Linked DNA regions of Homo sapiens: region 2 is linked to region 1. A link is a loop called in an ENCODE intact Hi-C map of the cell type or tissue named here. Cell type or tissue: ascending aorta. All regions are shown on one strand. Each heading gives the region's core, and the rest is flanking DNA. Links, peaks and the distances in the headings are about the cores only.

What was found. Hi-C counts contacts between places; a loop is a spot of excess contacts. Peaks named below come from ENCODE experiments on the same cell type or tissue, not always from the same donor. Only the 100,000 strongest peaks of a DNase experiment are listed, where the experiment ranks them.
Region 2: a loop joins it to region 1, with 5 times the contacts of the local background. A loop is called at or near these places in 3 of 110 quality-filtered maps.

The regions. Positions count from the first base shown.
Region 1 is chr12:95,698,222-95,703,221 of GRCh38, reverse strand. The region is part of intron 5 of NTN4 (netrin 4); the gene reads left to right. Among named protein-coding and RNA genes, the nearest start is that of NTN4, 90 kb to the left of the region's middle. RefSeq lists enhancers at 2,731-2,780, 2,831-2,900. In ascending aorta, for the core only: no CTCF peak of the experiment used is centred there; a DNase peak (open chromatin) is centred at 2,751; H3K4me3 peaks cover 1,429 bases; H3K27ac peaks cover 3,565 bases.
Region 2 is chr12:95,600,764-95,617,095 of GRCh38, reverse strand. No RefSeq gene overlaps it. Among named protein-coding and RNA genes, the nearest start is that of USP44, 57 kb to the right of the region's middle. RefSeq lists enhancers at 1,479-2,106, 4,795-5,363, 5,364-5,932. In ascending aorta, for the core only: no CTCF peak of the experiment used is centred there; DNase peaks (open chromatin) are centred at 8,274, 8,675 and 10,993; H3K4me3 peaks cover 601 bases; H3K27ac peaks cover 3,608 bases.

The DNA of each region.
Region 1 (5,000 bases), core at 1-5,000:
ATGACAGCCCTTTTCTTCTTCTCTCTCTTCTTTTCCAGTTTTTATCTTCTCAAAAGTTAGAACTGGGCCAGGGGTGGTGGCTCACACCTGTAATCCCAGCACTTTGGGAGGCCAAGGCCGGTGGATCACCTGAGGTCAGGAGTTCGAGACCAGCCTGGCCAACATGGTGAAACTCCGTCTCTACTAAAAATACAAAATTAGCCAGGCATGGTGGCAGGCACATGTAATCCCACCTGCTTAGGAGGCTGAGGCAGGAGAATCGCTCGCACCTGGGAGGCAGAGGTTGCAGTGAGCCAAGATTGCGCCATTGCACTCCAGCCTGGGAGCCTCCAGAGCAAGACTATGTCTCAAAAAAAAAAAAAACCAAAAAAAAAAAAAACCATTGAAAACCTGAAGCAACAGTTGAGATAAATTTACTAGAAGCACATAAGTTGTAGCTCAGTTTAGTTCAGAAAACATTTATTGAGTGCTTCCCCTGTGCCAACATTAAGTCTGTGAAAATCAGAAGATCTTCCCTAAGAGATGTTACATTCTAGATGAGGAGAAATGTATAATAATAGATCATTTCAGTACTCTGTGGTGGTGATGATGATGACAATATCATAGTAATTGCTGACGTATATTGAGTGCATACTATTTTCTGGTCACTATTCAAAGGGCTGTGTATGTTTTCACTTTTTTAACTTTCACTAAAGCACTTCAATGTAGGTAACATTATTACCACCCATTTTACAAGAGGAAAGTGCAATGAAAAAGATACAGCAAGTGCCTTAGGGAGAGTGTGGGGGTGAGTGAGGACAATTTAGGGAAGACTTCCTTGAAAAGATCCCTCCCTACTTCTTAGATGGCTGTTTCTGTTTTTTCCTGTAAAATTGCTGAAATACAGTTTGTCCTGATTTCTTTTTTTTTTTTTCTTTTTTTTTGTTTTTTTTTTGTTCTTTTGAGACGGAGTCTCTCCCTGTTGCCCAGGCTGGAGTGCAATGGCGCAATCTTGGCTCACTACAACCTCTGCCTCTTAGGTTCAAATGATTCTCCTGCCTCAGCCACCCGAGCAGCTGGGATTACAGGTGCTCGTCACCACACCCAGCTAATTTTTGTATTTTTAGTAGAGACGGGGTTTCCCTATGTTGGCCAGGCTGGTCTCGAACTCCTGACCTCAAGTGATTCACCTTCCTCGGCCTCCCAAAGTGCTGAGATTTCATGCGTGAGCCACCGCGCCCAGCCAGTTTGTCCAGCTTTCTAATCTCAGTCATTTTTAATGAGTTGATCTAGAAAATGAAACAAATTGATGATGTTCTTCCTCACAGCATCTATGATACATGTAATAAAATACGTACCTGGGCATGTTGATTCATTCAACAAATATTGATGGCATTAATCTTGGGGTTTTGTTTGCAGTTAGGTAGCTAGTTTCCTGCCAGGTTAAGCCAAGGACTTACTGGTTCCACGAATGTTCTAGGAGATTTTTCCTCCCACTCTCCTGAGAAGCACCATGCTAAATGCTATGGTTTTATGTGTACATTTTTACTTAATGGTTATAAATTCATCAAACCTGAAGAAACGAGGCCCTGAACCAAATCTTCTAGCCAATAGATTTATTTCTTGTGAGCAATTAAATCATCCCTGTTCTCACTTCCTCTTTATTTCAACCTTAATCAGAGTCTACTGTTGGACCCAGCACAATCAACTACACATTACCATGCCAAGAAATCACTTCTGAGGATTCCAGGGATGTTGTTTGTTTTTTTAAGACTGGGGAGATCACTGAAACTGAATTTATTTCTACAGCTTAGGAAAAAAAAATTTTTGAAAGGACAGTGCATTTAAGGTCTGTAAACACAAGGGAAAACATGAATCTCTCCAGCTGAACCTAGGGCTGAGAACAGAAATGGAGGCTCAAAGTGACTCGTTGCTCAGGCACAGAAGGAAAAAGGGGAATGTAATTCTCACTGTGTACTGAGGTACTTTGAGGAATCTCATCTCTCTGTTCAAAAAGTGGATAGTCTCTTTTAGAGTAACTCACTTGAAACCTTTAAAGTCACCTATGTGACTTTGGTAACCTATAACACAGGTAGATTTTTCTATAGCAGGCATATTTTTAAAATGTGACAGCAGGGGTGGTGGCTCACACCTGTAATCTCAGCACTTTGGGAGGCCAAGTGGGCAGATCACCTGAGGTCAGGAGTTCAAGACCAGCCTAGCCAACATGGTGAAACCCTGTCTCTACTAAAAATACAAAAATTAGTTGGGAATGGTGGAGGGCGCCTGTAGTCCCAGCTACTTGGGAGGCTGAGGCAGGAGAATCACTTGAACCGAGGAGGCAGAAGTTGCAATGAGCCAAGATTGCACCACTGCACTCCAACCTGGGCAACAGAGGGAGACTCTGTCTCAAAAAAAAAAAAAAAAAGAAAGAAAGAAAGAAAAAAGAAAGGGAAGAAAAGAAAAAGAAAGAAAGAAAAAAGAGAATAACCTTCCTAGATAATTGTGTACTGGCTTTTGCGGCAGGGTTCGTGGTGGGAGGGAACCCTGACCTGATTCACACCATTTAGCAATTTCTGTGGTTGAAACATTCTCACCACGGCCAGTTTCAAACTCTCAGGTCATTTTTCATCAGGAAGTCAGACTCAGACTCTGAGTCAAAAGTAGAACGGTTTGGACAAGGTCTTGCCTCCACTTTCACAGCCCCACTTCTCTCACCTCAAGTCATTGGTTCCCAAACCTGGCTGTGGGTCAGAATCACCAGGGAGCACTTACTCAAAATGTGCAATCTTAGAGTCCTGCCCAGAATACACTGAATCAGAATCTCCAACAGGGCGTCCGGACAGAAATCTGCATTCCTTTAAAAAGCATCGTTGGTGACTCTGATTCAGCCTTTTGGCCTCTTGGCTCAGCATTTGAAAACCACTGCTTATAGCAGTCTTGTCTCTAGCATAAGCTCTCTTTAAAAAAAAATTAATTAGCTGAGCATGATGGTATGCACTTGTAGTCCCAGCAACTCAGGAGGCTCAGGCAGGAGGACCACTTGTGCCCAGGAGTTTGAGGCTGCAGTGAGCCATGATCACACCACTGCACTACACAACCAGGGTGGCAGACTGAGACCCTAAGTAAAAAAAAAAAAAAAAAAAAAAAAAAAAAAAAAAATCCTCACTTTAGAAGAATACACTGTTTGAAACAGGTGTTTAAAGAAATGCCTGTAGAACAGAATTAACTCCTTTTAGGAAACAACCAGTTAATTCCTTTACAATAAATTTATTGACTTTTATGCCAAGACACATATTTTAAACTATTACATAGTCTTTCTCCATATTAAAAGGAAAATCAGAAAATGGAAAAGAAAGCAGAATTCATTCTCTGTCAAAGTAAACAACCTCTTGAAAGATTGGCATGCCCTTCCTTCCTCCCTGATGGGCCAAAATAAATGTAGTCAATTGCCCTTTAGCACAGAGTGAATAAAAATAAACTTGGTCTCTCTGCCCTAAAACCCAAACCAAGCATTTACCAAGATAGCATCTGGTTTCATGGCTACCTACCCAAATGAACCAGCTATCTTTGTAAAGAAAGGGTTATATCATCCAGATCTTTTTTTTTTTTTCCTTCTTTCTGGCTTAGGTGAAAACTACTCAGCTGTTGGAGATGCAGGTGCTTTGGGTGGATGACTCTCTTGCCTCAGTCTCTATTGCCATTCTTCACATTCTACTCAAATAGCCCCTTCTCATGATGCTCTCAGGAAGAGTCTCTGCATTTCCGTTTGCACTGATCTCTCTTAAACAGTTATTTCATTTTACCTCCTGTATAGTGATGCTTCCATTTCAGTCTATCTTTCAAGTACAATTTTTACACTAATTAAATCCAGAATACCTTACCACAATTACACATGTAAGAAAACATAAGCACCTTTCATTTGTTTATTCTCGTGCCTGTGAACCAGTCCATTCCTTCCCAAAGGTTATTGAGGTCTCTTCAAATAGTAACTTGTGGGCTTTTTCTTTCAAATTGTAGGTTTGGCAAAGTCACGTGAGTTCATTTTATACCATATAAACAACATAGACATCCTTGTTTTATATTGAAAGCAACTGTGAATGATTCCAGCATAGAATCAATATGAAGTAACTGTTTGTGGAAACCACACTTTAAATAGAACAGTAACTTGGCAGTAATAGTTGGGAAACTTTAATCTCAGCTTTTTTTTTTTTTTTTAATCCAAGAAGTAAAACCAGAGTTTAAGAAGTGAGAGAAATAGAGAAAATAGATATGTCATAACATAATAATCATACTAAGGCAATCCTTTAAAAAGATTAAATAACACATATTGAAATTCATCAAAAAAAGAGAAGCTACGATTATTTTTTATTTTATTTTTTTTTTGAGGCAGAGTCTCACTCTATCGCACAGGCTGGAGTGCAGTGTCATGAACATGGCTCATTGCAGCCTCAAACTCCTGGGCTCAAGCAATTCTCCTGCCTCAGCCTTCTGAGTAGCTGGGACTACAGGCATGTGCCATCATGCCCAGCTAATTTTTTAATTTTTTATTTTTAGTATAGACAGGGTCTCACTATGTTCCCCAGGCTGGTCTTGAACTCCTGAGCTCAAGTGATCCTCCCACCTTGGCCTCCTAAAGTGCTGGGATTACAGGCTGGAGCCACTACACCCAGCCAAAACTTTACAAATTGATGGATAATAAAAATCAGTCACATTTGGGAAGAGAAGTGGACAAGGTCATGAAATTCTCTAAAATGTCTTCCAAGAAGAAAGTGGAATGCAGTAATTCACTGAATAAATAAATAGTATACCATTCTACTTTTGATGAGGACATGTAATAATCAAGCAAACAATTAGAAAATATCAAAATCTTCAGAAGGTCTGGACAAAATTAGAAGGTGCATAAAGAAGAGAATGAGCATTTGGTGAATGGCTGTCATGGACCAGACCTCGTGGTAGGTAATTTAGCAATGTTTATGTGCTAAGTTATAGCTTTATGTGCTATATTTTCTATTTTACAA
Region 2 (16,332 bases), core at 6,163-11,162, 92 kb after region 1:
GACAACTAATATAAGAAAACCTCATTTTAGTTTTTCTTTAGAAATGGTCCTCTCATTTTGAAAACACTAGTTCTTTCATACCTCTGAGGTTTTGGGAGAGATCATTTTCTAAGTGACGTTTTAGTGACTTGAAAGAAACAGAGTTCCAAAAGGTGAACACGCTGTCTTTTTTCAGTGCCAGATGGTTATTAACATGGTGGAGGCAGAACACAAACCCAGAAATCAAGAAACTGAATTCTGGCCAGGTGCAGTGGCTCATGCCTGTAATCCCAGTACTTCTAGAGGCCAACGTGGGCGGATCACTTGAGCTCAGGAGTTCCAGACCAGCCTGGGCAACATGGCAAGATCCTGTCTCTACAAAAAATACAAAAATTAGCCAGGCGTTGGTAGCTTACGCCTGTTGACCCAACTACTCGGGAGGCTGAAGTGGGAGGATCGCTTGAGCCCAGGGGGGCAAAGGTTACAGTGAGCTGAGATAGCACCACTGGACTCCAGCCTGGGCGACAGAGTGAGACTCTCTCAAAAAAGAAAGAAAGAAACTGAATTTTAATCTTGGTTTTGGTGCTAACTAAACAGAGGGAAGAGTATAGTCTCTTTCTCTTTTTTTAATAAATAAATTACTAGATATTTTTAATAGAGACAGGCTCTCACTATGTTGCCCAGGCTAGTCTCGAAATCCTAGGCTTAAGCGATCCTCCTGCCTCAGCCTCCCAAAGTGCTGGGATTCCAGGCATGAGCCACCATACCCGGCCCTAGCCTCATTCTTAAAATCAGTAAAATATGGATATTGGACCAGTTACTCTAAATTCCCTTCCAGTTCTGACTGTGAATATTTGTCTTGAGCAGTAAGGTATATGACATGGTGGTAAGCAAAATTAAAAAGCAAAATGTAAACCCCAAATGAAAGAAAAGCATTTTAAAACTTCCATCCAGTGGCCTAATCATCTGAATTAAGAATACAACCTACCAAGCACCAAGTAATAGCCAGATGGTCATTTGGATCCTGGAGGTACTTGTAATATAACACTATCTTAATGAGCTTCTTGGGGCTTGGGAAATGTTGGAAGTAATTGAGGAGAACTAAAGCTGTTGAGAGGAGGACACTATAATCAGTGGTTCTCATCTTTGTTATGTATAAGAATCACTCATTTGTCTCATGGAAAACACAGCTGCCTGAGCTCCACCCTAAAAATTCTGATTCAGGAAATAGACTTGGCTGCCTTCTTCAGAAGCCCCACAGATGATTTTAGTGTACACAAAAGTATAGGAACTGATGCCATCAGGGAACCATACCAGCAGATTTCCCTGTCATTTTACTTGGTGATTAATAACAGAATTGTAACCACATGTCTACAATTATTTATTTATCATTGACTGCCTCATATTATCTTTTTTCTTTTTTCAGCAGGTCCAGGATTATTCAGTCTGATACTGCCTCACATTACAATTAAAACATTGAGCCCAGGAGTTTAAGACCAGACTGGGCAACATAGCAAGACCTCATCTCTACAAAAAAAAAAAAAAAAAAAAAAATTAGCCAGGCGTGGTGGTATGTGCCTGTGGTCCCAGCTACTCCGGGGGGCTGAGGTGAAAGGGTTACTTGAGCCAGGGATGGAGGTCAAGGCTACAGTAAGCCATGATTGCACCACTGCACTCCAGCATGGGAGACAGGATTGAGACCACATCACCAAAAAAAAAAAAAGAAAGAAAAAAAGAAAAAGAAAAACCAAAAACTGATGTAATGATGATGATAATGGTGATAACAATGATGATGAGGTTGATAGCAGCTAATATTTATTAAGCATATATTGGGTGGGTGCAGTGAATCCTAGCACTTTGGGAGATCAAGGCGGGCGGATCACCTGAGCTCAGGAGTTCAAGACCAGCCTGGCCAACATGGCAAAACCCCATCTCTACTAAAATTACAAAATATTAGCCAGGGTGGTGGCACAGGCCTGTAATCCCAGCTACTTGGGAGGCTGAAGCACGAGAATCACTTGAACCCGGGAGGTGGAGGTTGCAGTGAGCCGGGATGGTGCCACTGCACTCCAGCCTGAGCAACAGAGTGAGACTCTGTCTCAAACAAACAAAAAACAAGCATATATTATGAGCCAGACATCATACTACTATTATATTATATTATTATTACCATCAGCTGGCCCAATTTAATACAGTTAATGAGTGACCATGCCAAAATTCCAACTCAGACATTCAGAACCCATACTATCAACCACTACCTTATACTGCCTCTATACCTATAGTACCATCAATAATAGCTGTTGGTAACAAGAGCTACCATCCTATAGTGTACCAGCTACATGCTGACCTCTGTTAAATACATTATCTCACTTAATTCTCAAGGGGTTCCTGCAACTTAAGTGTTTCTGTTCCTGTTTTACAGATTGGAAAACTGGGACTGAGATTAGGGAAACCCAGCTATGAAGTGGCGGAACTCCAAGTTGAGGTCAGATGTGCTGACTCCCAAGCCTGTTCTCTTTTGGCTACATCAAGCTGCCTCTCTAGCTATCAGTGGCTAAGCCACTATTCTGTCCAGGAATTTTATCTTTGTCCTGTCTGGGTTGGTCATGTGACTCTAAAAGTATATGGTCCATTATATCTACTTCTGAAGGCCAAACATCGCTTTTGGATACCTGCCTCTTAAGGATAAGTTTTCATTTTTCAAGCCCTCCAAGGTAGTGGGTCCAAGACTTTTTTTTTTTTTTGACTGCTCAACTCTACCAATAAAACATTTTGAGCACAAATCCCACTATATGTATATTTATTTCTAAATTATATCATATAATATGACCTCATATATTATGCATTTGATAAAACATAAAAATACAGAACATTTTAAAGGATGAGGTTTTTGTTTTTGTTTTTGTTTTTGAGATGGAGTCTCACACTGTCACCCAGGCTGGAGTGCAGTGGCGCCATCTTGGCTCACTGCAATCTCTGCCTCCCGGGTTCAAGCAATGCTCCTACCTCAACCTCTCAAGTAGCTGGCATTATAGGTGCCCACCACCACACCCGGCTAATTTTTGTATTTTTAGTAGAGGCGGAATTTCTCCATGTTGGCCAGGCTGGTCTCGAACTCCTGGCCCCAAGTGGTCCGCCCGCCTCAGCCTCCCAAAGTGCTGGGATTACAGGCATGAGCCACCACTCCTGGCTAAGGATGAGATTTTTAAATATATAAATATTTCTAATGTTTTCTTCCAACATCCTCCCTTTGGAGGCTGTTGTTTTAAGAAACCCCCACTAGGCCAAATGGCCACAGTCACTGATCTAACAACTTGAAAATGGGAAAGCTCCAAGATAGTAGCTTCTAACCTGGCTGAGTTGAAAAGCTGTTGCTGTTTTGTTTTTTGAGACAGGGTCTCACTCTGTCACCCAGGCTGGAGTGCAGTGATGCAGTCATGGCTCACTGCTGCCTCAACCTCCTGAGCTCAAGAAATCCTCCCACATAGCTAGGACTAGGGGTATGCACCACCACGCCCAGCTAATGTTGCCCGTAGGGAGGCCTCATCTCTACAAAAAAAAAAAAAAAAAGGGCTGGTCTTGAACTCCTGGGCTAAAGCCCCCCCAAAAATTCTGATCCTCCCCGCTCAGCCTCCCAAAGCGCTGGGATTACAGGTGTGAACCACTGCACCCAGTGAAAAGTTTTTTTTTTTTTAAGATTCTCAAGCCCCGTTCCCAAAGATTTTGACTTAATAGATATTAACACCTCAGTGTGTCTGACGCTTGGATGTGGAAACTGCTGCTCTAAAAGATCCAATCCTGGCCAGAAGACCAGAGTCAGTGACAACAGTGACTACATCTGTTGGTCCTAATAGCATTGCCTCTCCCTGCCTGGCCTCATCCCTGGCCATCTCATCTTTCTGATAAACTCTGACTCACAAGATTCCCATTATCCTCCTGATGTATGCTTTAACTTGGGAGGACGGATTTATTTCAGCTGTTCGATTTTAAGATGGAAGAAAATAGTTTCCAGGTTAGGCACGGTGGCTCACACCTGTAATCCTAGCACTTTGGGAGGCCGAGGCGGGTGGATCACCTAAGGTCAGGTATTTGAGACCAGCCTGGCCAACATGGTAAAACCCTGTCTCTACTAAAAATACAAAAATTAGCCGAGTGTGGTGGTGGGCGCCTGTAATCCCAGCTACTCGGGAGGCTGAGGCAGGAGAATCACTTGAACCCGGGAGGCGGAGGTTGTGGTGAGCCAAGATTGAGCCATTACACTCCAGCCTGGGCAACAAGAGCGAAACTCCGTCTCAAAAAAGAAAAAGAAAAAAAAAAGTTTCCAAAGGATTTTTACCACCAGGAAGACTATCCTAGGTAACAACAGATAACTTTCTCAGTGGGCTTGTCCTTTATCGCTTTTAAAGAAAACTCCCAATCCCAGCACTTTGGGAGGCTGAGGCGGGCGGATCACCTGAGGTCAGGAGTTCAAGACCAGCCTGACCAACATGGAGAAACCCCACCTCTACTCAAAATACAAAATTAGCTGGGTGTGGTGGTGCATGCCTGTAATCCCAGCTACTCGGGAGGCTGAGGCAGGAGAATCACTTGAACCCAGGAGGCTGAGGTTGCGGTGAGCCAAGATCACACCGTTGCACTCCAGCCTGGGCAACAAGAGCAAAACTCCATCTCAAAAAAAAGAAAGATAAATAAATGAATTAATTAATTAATTAAACTCCCCTTTTTCCGACAGTATAGCACAATAGCTTTTAGAGCTTCTGGCTAGGCTCAATGCAGAACAGCTTTTAATTATTTCTTGTCCACTACCTATGGATTACTCTCAAGATACTACCACTTCTAAAATAAGAATTGTTAGTAATTAATTATATTCACACAGCTGCATTTATGGACCTGTGTGTGTACTGTAAATGACTGAGGAATATAGCCATGCAATCTGTTCCCAAGGTCATGGCTTAATGACTAACACACCTGAGAATGCTTTATCAAATGTTTGCATAAGCCATTGTGTTTGGCATATCAGGAGGAGGTTTTCACTAGGCCAGCTGATTAGCATTCATTAAAATGAGAAAAGTATCTACTCTGCTTCTCAGACCTACTCTAACCAGCCTCAATTCTCGTCATTTACTTAATTGCTTCTTTCCTGATTTGCTATTAATTCCCAATCTATCTCTCATCACCCTACCACTTTTCTAAGGTCTTTGTCCCTACTTCCACCCTCCAGACACCTGCCCGAATGGCAGGAGTGATAACATCAAGCCTACAGCAGTAGGTGGATTGCTATGATGAGAACAACAGGGCATTCATTTAAGAGGGACTCCAAGCCATTTTGTTCCACAAATACATTTGCAATATTCACAAAATCAGCTTGGTGCAGTGGCTCACACCTGTAATCCCAGCACTTTAGGAGGCTGAGGCAGGTGTATCACTTGAGGTCAGGAGTTCGACACCAGCCTGACCAACATGGTGAAACCCCGTCTCTACTAAAAACACAAAATTAGCTGGGCATGCTGGTGCATGCCTGTAATCCCAGCTACTCGGAGGCTGAGGCAGGAGAATCGCTTGAACCTGGGAGGCAGAGGTTGCAGTGAACCATTGCACTCCAGCCTGGCCAACAAGAGTGAAACTCTGTCTCAAAAAAACAAAAAAAATTCACAAAATCACATACACACAACCACTGATAAAGCTTCATTTATTGGACAAGTCAAAACTATCTTTCACATTTTTTAAAAAGGAAGACTATTTTGTCAGGAGAATTATCTGTCATGTAGAAGCTGAAAGAAATTTTAGACTTGAAAATAACAATTTTGGGGGCCAGGCATGGTGGTTCATGCCTATAATCCCAGCACTTTGGGAGGCCAAGATGGGCAGATCACTTGAGCTCAGGAGTTGGAGACCAGCCTGACCAATATAGTGAAACCCCGTCTCTACATAAAATGCAAAAATTAGCTGGGGCATGGTGGCACATGCCTGCAGTCCCAGCTACTTGAGGGACTGAAGCGAGAGAATCCCTTGAGCCCAGGAGGCAGAGGTTGCAGTGAGCGAAGATAGCACCTGGGCAAAATCCCATCTCAAAAAAGAAAAAAAAAAAAAAGGAAAGAAGAAAGAAGAAGAAGAAAATAACAATTTTTAAATTATTTCACCAGTTAAAATTGAAGTAACTCTGGTCGCCGTAATCTTAGATTTAGGGGTTTATCCTAAGGAAATAATCAACATGCATTCAAAGATTTATGTTCAATGGTGTTCTGCTGAATGTTACTATAAAAAGAAAAAGTTGAACCCAATCTGAATGTCCAACAATAGAAATTTTGTTTAATAAATTGTGGTATGTTCATTTGATTAAGCTTCAAAATCATGTAAGCAAATAATATTTAAAGAAATAATAAAATGTATAAAATATCAACATATGGTGGGAGGAAGAGCAGATAGTAAAACGTGAGTTTATGCTGATTTTGATGTCAAAATGTTCTAATTATCAGAAGTAATTATCTGATGCAATTTCAGGGTTTTTTTTTTTCCAAATTTTCTATAATAAGCATTATTTTATTTAAATACATATGCACACATATATTTTTATTTTAAAAGAAAAGGGTGAAAAAAACGGTAGGTATAGTTGTTGAAACACTAAAAAATAATTTCATCATGAAAGTATACTTTGGTTCCTAAATCAATTTAATTTGAAATCAGTGTAAATGTAAGTTTCCACATTTTTAAATTTTGACTACTCAGTGCATACAAATTATTATTCAGAGCACTAACTTAGCTATCACAAAATGTTTAAGCCATGTTATTTGCATAAACACATGGATAATATTCTTCTGTTGTTTTTATCCCATCTGCTTTTTTTTTTTTTTTTTTGAGACAGAGTCTCGCTCTGTTGCCCAGTCATGAGTGCAGTGGCGCGATCTCGGCTCACTGCAAGCTCCGCCTCCCGGGTTCACGCCATTCTCCTGCCTCAGCCTCCCAAGTAGCTGGGACTACAGGCGCCTGACACCACGCCCGGCTAATTTTTTTTGTATTTTTAGTAGAGACGGGGTTTCACCGTGTTAGCCAGGATGGTCTCAATTTCCTGACCTCGTGATCCGCCCGCCTCGGCCTCCCAAAGTGCTGGGATTACAGGCGTGAGCCACTGCGCCCGGCCTATCCCATCTGTTTTTCTTATTGCTTTAGAAACATGAGAATAATAAAAAGAAAGACACTATGACATTCAGTACTAAATAAATGATAATATGCATGCTAAGCAGCCTACTCATAATAATAATGTTTCTTTTGTAGAAAAAGATACATTTTGAGTCAATTACTCATAACTAGTAAATGACCTGATTGCTGCTAAGTACTGATACGACTCATATTTTCCAAGATCCTATATTATCTGTGTTTATACTAAATGATGTCACCTTATATATTCTTTTTTTTGAGACAAAGTTTCACTCTTGTTGCCCAAACTGGAGTGCAGTAGTGCGATCTTTGCTCACTGCAACCTCTGCCTCCCTCCTGTCTCAGCCTACCAAGTAGCTGGAATTACAGGCATGTGCCACCATATCCGGCTAATTTTGTTTTTGTTTTTGTTTTGTTTTTTGTAGAAATGGGGTTTCACCATGTTGGTCAGGCTGTTCTCAAACTGCTGACCTCAAGTGATCGGCCCACCTCAGCCTCCCAAAGTGCTGGGATTACAGGTGTGAGCCACTGTGCCCAGCCTTATATAATTCTTTAGGCTATAAATTACTAACTCTAAAAATTATCAAAAGGAGAGTTAGAGCTTTTTATACATAACTCCTCAAGATTCTTAGTCTTTTAGACACAGCAAAAGAGGAATAAAAATTTTCAAACAAATAGTTGAAAGTGTTCACTGTGGGAATCCTTTTTTGGTTTGTCCGTTTGAGACAGTCTTGCTCCATTGCCCAGGCTGGAGTGCAGCGGCAAAATCTTGGCTCACTGCAACCTCCACCTCCCAGGTTCAAGCCATCCTCCTGCCTCAGCCTCCTGAGTAGCTGGGATTACAGACGCCTGCCACCAAGCCTGGCTATTTTGGATTTTTAGTAGAGACGGGAGTTTCACCATGTTGGCCAGGCTGGTCTTGAACTCCTGATCTCAAGCAATCCACCCTCCTCAGCCTCCAGAAGAGCTGGGATTACAGGCGTGAGCCACTATGCCCAGCCAACTGTGAGAATTCTTAATAGCCCATCTCTTCATGGGAGTTTTGCCTTTAAAAACACAGATAAATCACAGAAAAAAGCACCATTCATCTAATTATTCCAAAGAGGATGGGTCAGAGGAAGGAAAGGGAAAGCTTTTACGCAGCAGCTTGGCTTTGAGCCTTCATGTGTTTTTCGTCTGAAAAGGATCCCACTGTTTTTGGGACATAACAACATGACTAGTTTGAACACACCCAGGAAACAGTATTCCTCTGACAAGGTATTTAAAAGATTAGTGCCAGATATTGAAAGGTAGGTGTGAGTGTGAAGGCTGAGCTCAGTTGGTTTAATCGTGGGTCTTTAAATTGAGCCATCAGATAATAATATTTTTCTCCAGTCATCTAAGCAACATAAGACAAAAAGGGCAGGGAAGCTTAAAAGAGCTACTCAGAAGAACAAAATTAGAGCTGTGAGTCAACTATTTGCACATTGCAAATGTACTTCACCCACATTAACACAACATTACGCCTGGCGGTAAAGCCTGCCAACCTTGAGGCTGTGAGCCTGTTATAAGTAGTGGTTAAAGGAGCCGGCCAGATGCGGTGGCTCACGTTTGTAATCCCAGCACTTTGAGAGGCCGAGGTGGGTGGATCACGAGGTCAGGAGTTCGAGGCCAGCCTGACCAACACGGTAGAACCCCATCTCTACTAAAAATATAAAAATTAGCTGGGCATGGTGGCACGCACCTGTAATCCCAGCTACTCAGGAAGTTGAGGCAGGAGAATCACTTGAATCCAGGAAGCAGAGGTTGTAGTAGTGAGCCGAGATCGCGCCATTGCGCTCCAGCCTGGGCGACAGAGTAAAGACTCCAACTCAAAAAAAAAAAAAAAAAAAAAAAAAAAAGGCCAAAGAAGTTGACAATGTGCTTTAAAATGTCCCAAAATGCACTGTTCTTCCAAGCGAAGAGGGAGCACCTGACTTTTGGATTACCTGTCTCATAAACCTACTGTATAAACTCCTAACTTGGAATCTCTTAGTATATCAATGCTATTGTAACTGGAAAGGGTTTCCCAGATAAAAAGCAAACATGGTTCAAGGTTGAGACCTTATTAGCATTTCCAAAGAGCTGTGAAAAGCCTCTAAACTCTCTCCCCTGCCAAGTAAATTTTGTTTTGCTGAGCTTTGGCACAGTTCCTCTGTTGTCATGGGGGGGGGGGCATTATTGTCACAGCTGTCTCGGGGGTGCTGCCTTGAATACATTTCGAAAATAACACACGAATAAGGAACATGACATTGGCTATATCAAAAGAGTTTTATAAGACAATCACACCTGCTACTGCAAAACTCCAAACTGGCAGTATAAACATCACTTTGCACTTATTTAAAATTATGGGACCAAAAGATGACATTAGGTAAATGAATAAATAATTAGGTAAATAAATGTTCTTAGAGACAAGAACTTAAAGAATAAGTTAGAGAACTTAGAGGTAAGAATTTAGAGAATAACTACTTATTAGGTAAATAAATAAACACAGATGCCTTTGCTAAAACGACTAAGGAAAGCAGAGAAGATACTTGGAAGATATATTTTTAATGTGAACAATTAATGTAAACTTTCTCAAAAACAACTGTAATCCATTCTTTCCAACTGCTTCATTCAGTAAATTTCTTCTTCAAAATGACCAATTATTTTGTTTTGATTATCTTGCTCTGTAGAAAATAGTGGACTGTCATCAATATGAAAAGAATTTCACTATTCTTCTTAATTTTATGTTGATGATAAATTTAAAAGGTGGTTAGGGAAGTTGACAATAGCACATGCAATGCCTTGAATGATGGGCAAAGTGTGAATACGTTATGCAATATATGGAAATTTTCTTTACAAGTATACTGCCTTTAGGATATTTATGTTTAACCAGAATTGCAGGTTGGAACCTGCAACTAACTTGCATTTAGTGAAATTCAAGTTATTTATTATATCCTTACTAGTGAAAAACTGGCTCTGAGGTCATTTAACATCTCCTAAATGTCAAGAGGTCATTCAACTTCTTTACAATGACTTCAGGTTAACAACAAAAGCAAAGAAACGTTATCTTTGGTTGCTGCTTCCAACTGGCATCTTCAGAATCAAGGGATATAGTGCCACATCAGTACCATGTCAGACTTGCTACAGGATTTTGAAAAGATGAGTTTCCCAATCATCACTCTTTTTTCTAGAACTAGATTAGTGACTAAAATAAAGTAATAACACTCCCAGGGAACTGTGATCATCCATATTTAGATACTTCTCACCAGAAGATACAGTTGCATTACGATATTGGTTTGAACACCTTAACAGAATCCAAAATAACAGTGACTTACATAAGAGTTAAAAACTTATTTCTCAGGCTGGGCACAGTGGCTCATGCCTGTAATCCCAGCACTTGAGGAGGCTGAGAAAGGAAGACTGCTTGAGCCCAGGAGTTCAAGACCAGCCTGGGCAACATGGTGATACACTGTCTCTACAAAAAATTTTTAAAATAAAAAATCAGCCAGGCATGGTGGCATATGCCTGTAGTCCCACCTACTTGGGAAGCTGAGGTGGGAGGATCACCTGAGCCAAGGGAGGTTGAGGCTACGGTGGGCTATGATCCTGCCACTGCACTCCAGCCTGGACAACAGTGTGAGATCCTGTCAAAAACAAAAAACAAAACAAACAAAAAAAAACAAAAACAAAACGCCTTATTTTTCCTTCACATAGACATCTGAGTTAGTAGGTGATCTGGAATGTAGGGCAGTTCTCTTTCCAGGGCATCCAGAGAACCAGAGTTCATGAATGTTATTGTTCCACCAGAGCAGAGATACAGAGATAAACAAACTATAGTTAGCAGGCACCGGTTTTGGCAAATAAAATTTTACTGGAATACGGCCACATCCATTGTAGAAGTCTTGTCAATGGCTGCTTTGGAGCTACAAGGTCAGAATTGAGTCACTGGGACAGAGACCCTATGACTTTCATGGCAAAATATTTCCTATCTGGCTCTAAGAAAATGTTTACTTGGCTGGGCATGGTGGCTCACACCATAATCCCAGAACTTTAGGAGACCGAGGTGGGTGGATTGCTTGAGGAGTTCCAGATCAGCCTGGGTAACATGGCAAAACCCCACCTCTACAAAAATTAAAAAATTAGCTGGGGCCAGGCGCAGTGGCTCACACCTGTAATCCCAGCACTTGGGAGGCTGAGGCCAGATCACTTGAGGCCAGGAGTTCAAGATCAGCCTGGCCAACATGGTGAGCCCCCTCTCTACTAAAAATACAAAAATTAGGCGGGCATGGTGGCACATGCCTGTAGTCCCAGTTAGTTGGGAGGCTGAGACATGAGAATCCCTTGAACCCAGGAGGCAGAGGTTGCACTGAGCCACGATCACACCACTGCACTCCAGCCTAGGCAACACAGCAAGACTGTCTCAAATTAAAAAAAAAAAAAAGAGAGAGAGAGAGAGATTGAGAGAACGGATATCAGAGGCCAATTAGCAGGTTCTATAGACCACCTTTCTGGCCACCCAAGAATCAATGCATACCCTTCTGAGACATAAGAACACATTCATCTCCTTCCCAAGGAAACCAATCCAAAGTCCTACCCAGTTACCTCGCAGAGTCCAAGACCTCTCCATCGAGTTTGGATGTGGTTCCTTTTGGAGAAGTGACTCATCTACTAAACATCCACTCTCCACTTCTGTGACAAAGACAGGATAACCACAAGTAAAACTCCAGGTCAGACAAGGGAAGAATGGGAAACATACAGCTGTCACTCATCCTCAGCAACTGTAAAATCCTAATGAGCAGAAGCTGCAAAGATTCCCTGTCCTGGCAGAGAGTAAGTTCCTTGGTTGACCCACATGATCACCCCCAATTCTGTTGTCTGGGAGGATCTTTTGTGTCCATTATTCTCTATAGCAGCATCTGGGTCAGTATTGGAAACTACATCCTTCTTATTTTATTTATTTTTTAGAGACAGAGTCTTGTTCTGTCACCCAGGCTGGAGTGCAGTGGTGCCATCTCGGCTCACTGTAACATGTGCCTCCCGGGTTCAAGAGATTCTCCTGTCTCAGCCTCCTGAGTAGCTGGGATTACAGGTGCCTGCCACCATGCCCAGTTAATTTTTTCATTTTTAGTAGAGACGGGGTTTCACCATGTTGGTCAGGCTGGTCTCAAACTCCTGACCTCGTGATCTGCCCGCCTTGGCCTCCCAAAGTGCTGGGATTACAGGCGTGAGCCACTGCGCCTGGCAGACTTCCTCATTTTTAAAGTCAGTTTGAGTTGCACATTCCATTAACTGCATCGACATCAAGCTTTTATTAAGTAACTACTGCTGGGCACAGTGGCTCACGCCTGTAATCCCAGCCCTTTGGGAAGCTGAGGCAAGCAGATTACTCGAGCTCAGGCATTTGAGACTAGCCTGGGCAATATGACAAAACACTGTCTCTATAAAAAATATAAAAACTAGCCAGGTGTGGTGGCACAAGCCCGTGGTCCCAGCTATTCGGGAGGCTGAAGTGGGAGGATTTCTTGAGCCAAGGAGGTCGAGGCTACAGTGAGCCAAGATCACACCACTGCACTTCAGCCTGGGCAACAGAATAAGATCCTATCTCAAAAAAATAAAAACATAACTACTGTGTCAGGGACAATATTAGGCACAGAGAATATAAAAATGAAGAAGACAGCCAATTGGCTCAACATAGAGTTTTTATTCCAAAGGAAGACATGAATACCTAAAGAAATAATTATGATATATGCTATAATCAAGACAGGTGTAATGTGAGCCTAATAGAAGAAGCATTCCTTCTGCCTTTCTGGGACATTGAATCTGTTTCCCATCATAGATTCCTCAAGGGCAGAGAATCAAATCATTTTCTTCTTCTCATTCTCAATATTTGGCATAATTCCTTACACACAGCTGCTCAATAATAATATAGTATACTTATCAAAAGGATCAATTTTACTAAGTTCTCTAATGTGCTTGTTGATTTTTAGAGGATAAAGTTGAGTCCAAATGCAACGCATAATTTCATCAATATTTCCACCTAGTTTGCCAGAAGTCTCCAGCCCTATCTAGTATGTATGTGTGTATTTGGTGTACCTCCAAAATATGTTTAACATAACTTAAAATATAAAATACAGATAAAATTTAAACTGAAAATCACTTATCAAAGTGAAAAGACAAAATCAAAGTGAAAAGACAAAATTAAAGTAAAAAGGAGGAAAGGGAAGAAGTAGGAAGAAGGAGACATTCCGAAACATCTTAGAAAATCTTAAAGCGGATGATGCCAGTGGGCTTTGTAAAGATAAAAATGCTTAATTACAAAGCTTGGAGTGAGAGACAAACTAAAAATGAAACTACTGATTGTCTGTGCTTAAAGCGTCCTTTTCACTTCTCCCAACACACCCAACAGAAAATAGCTTAAGCTCAGTGGATTCATCCATCATATCGTCAGTAGATCTTAAAATCAACAGGCATTCCTAAAGAGATACATGGGCCACAGTTCCTTCATTTCAGTTATTTCCTTGGGTCCTGTATTCCTAATATTTTGGGACAGAGTGAAGCAACAACTCTATTCCCTGAACTAAAACTTCCCAGTAGGTCACAATACATTTTTTTGAAAGATTTGGATGGAGAATCTTGTCAGACAAGGCACCACCTGCCTGGATTAAGGAAACCACTCTCGCCTCTAAAAAATTCTCACCTTCCAAAAAATTACCAAATTATATGAAAACCTGTTCTAAAGTTTCAACAACTGTGATTTACATTTCTAAGAAGGAAGCTATTTTTAAGGTTGCATACATTTTTCTTAAAGACTACGTTGCTGTTAATGATGACTCTTGGATTGCAAATGAGACAAACACAACTTAAATGCGCTAAAGTAAAAAAGTAAATGAATATCTTAGAAGTTCAAATATAGCTGTATCCAGGGGTCAGACCAACATTGGCACTTCTCATCTTCTCTGTTTCCACTCGGCTCCCATGTGTTAGTTTTCTATTTATTTATTTATTTATTTATTTATTTATTTATTTATTTATTTTTGATACGGAGTCTCACTGTGTCGCCCAGGCTGGAATTGCAGTGGCGCGATCTCAGCTCATAGCAAGCTCCGCCTCCTGGGTTCACGCCATTCTCCTGTCTCAGCCTCCCGTGTAGCTGGGACTACAGGTGCCCACCACCACGCCCGGCTAATTTTTTGTATTTTTAGTAGAGACGGGGTTTCACTGTATTAGCCAGGATGGTCTCAATCTCCTGAACTCATGATCCACCCGCCTCAGCCTCCCAAAGTGCTGGGATTACAGGCATGAGCCACTGCGCCCAGCCTAGTTTTCTCTTAATATAAGGCAGACTCCATGTGGCTTAGGACAATTACTATGTGTGGTTGCATGCTGCATTCTAATGTAGCATCTTCTGCAGAGGAATCTTCCACCATCATCCATCTATCAGTTCAGCCAAGTCTCTGATTGGCCCTGCTTGGATCAATTGCCAACCTGAACCAATACCGGTGTCCAGACGAAGAAGTTACCATGACTGGTCAAGCCTGGATCATGTGCTGTTACTATAGTGAAATAAGTGAAGCCTGGGAATTGTAGCCCATCAGAATCACAGGATGTAGAGGAAAGACACTTCTGAAGAGAAAGGATGCTGAACAAAAAACAAAAAAAGACCCACTACGTAGGAAAGCACAGAGTCATGATCTCTGGGGTAAATCATATTACCCCAGAAAGTGTTTAGGCAAATGTTTAAGGGGCCTGTGACAATGAGTGCTTTTCCAATTGGAGTGGGTTGAGGGGTGAGTTGGAAAAACAGTGGCCTTCTGCCCTAGAACTAGTAACCTTGCACCATGGGAATTTGTGTTGCGTGAACCTTACAGTCTGCCTGCCCCATAGATCAACGCTTCTATTTTGTTGTTGCGTCAGGTAACATGTTTAGCTCCTAGATAGTCTATCATCTGCAAGAAAGGAGAGGTGGGCCCTAAAAGGCATGCAGTTCTTTTCAACAGCATTTTTTGAAATCCTAGGAAGATGGGAGTTATGGCATATGCTCCAGTGAGCCTGTTAAGATTACTCATGATGACTCTAGGCTATGTTTGGAACTCCTTCTAAACTGAATAAACAGATGGCCAGCAGTGGCTAAACCTGAAAGTAGTTTGAAAAATGCTGAGAATCAATTACTTTAATGCTCTCCGAGCTTAAAGGTCCTTCAAAAATGACTGGACAATATTTATTAGGAAACATGTTCCTTCTGGAATAAATTCAGCTCAAGAACAGATGTGCTGCAATATTCTGAGACATGAATTCAACGTGATGTAAAAAAGAATTATTGGCTTTACATCCCTATCACAGAAGTCTTGAGGCATAGTTAATTGATGATGATTACTTCAGGAATATTCTGAGCCAAGACTCCACCAAAAAAGAAAAGTATTTTTCTCATTAACTTCCTAATAGCACATGTTATTCACAAGAAATTCACAGGAATGGGCATGCTATATCTTGGAAAAAGAGACCAATTTGGGAATATGCTTGAGCCAGAAACAGCAAAATGGGTCGGAAAGGCAAGTTTCAGAGTTTTGAATCCTAGAAACTATGCCAATAAGATTTTCTGAGGGCCAAAAAGGACAGCGAATCTGCCAGTCCAGCTGTGAGAACACAGCTGTGAGATTTCTGAAGGAAATGATGGAGGAGAAGGCAAGCTCATAAAGTGGACACATCACCAAGCTGGGAGCAGTATTAACACACTGTAGGATGGAAATCAGCACCTAAAATACCGATTTAAAATGATTCTGGCGAGTTAGAGACTTAATCTAAAGGGGAGAAAAAGACAATAAATTTCAACAAGCCTAGTCACAAGTTAGTATCAAATAAGAAGATACAGGACCAGTATCAGGTTGTGGGCAGAAGTTGAGCAGCAATGGAACAACACAGACTACACTCTAATAGGTTATAAGAGGTAGAGATTAACTTGTCCAACTAATTCACTTTACAGGTGAAAAAAAGAAAGCCTCGCCCAGAGAGAGTGTTTCAATTATTTCTGGGTATTTCACAAATTACTCCAAAAAATACTGTCTTAAAGAAATGATTTGTTCACAATTCTTCAATTTGTGCAGGGCTTGGCAAGGAGAGCTTGTCACTGCTCCACATGGCAGCAGCTGGGATGGCGCAACTATGACTAGACAATCTACTTCCAAGATGGCCTCATTC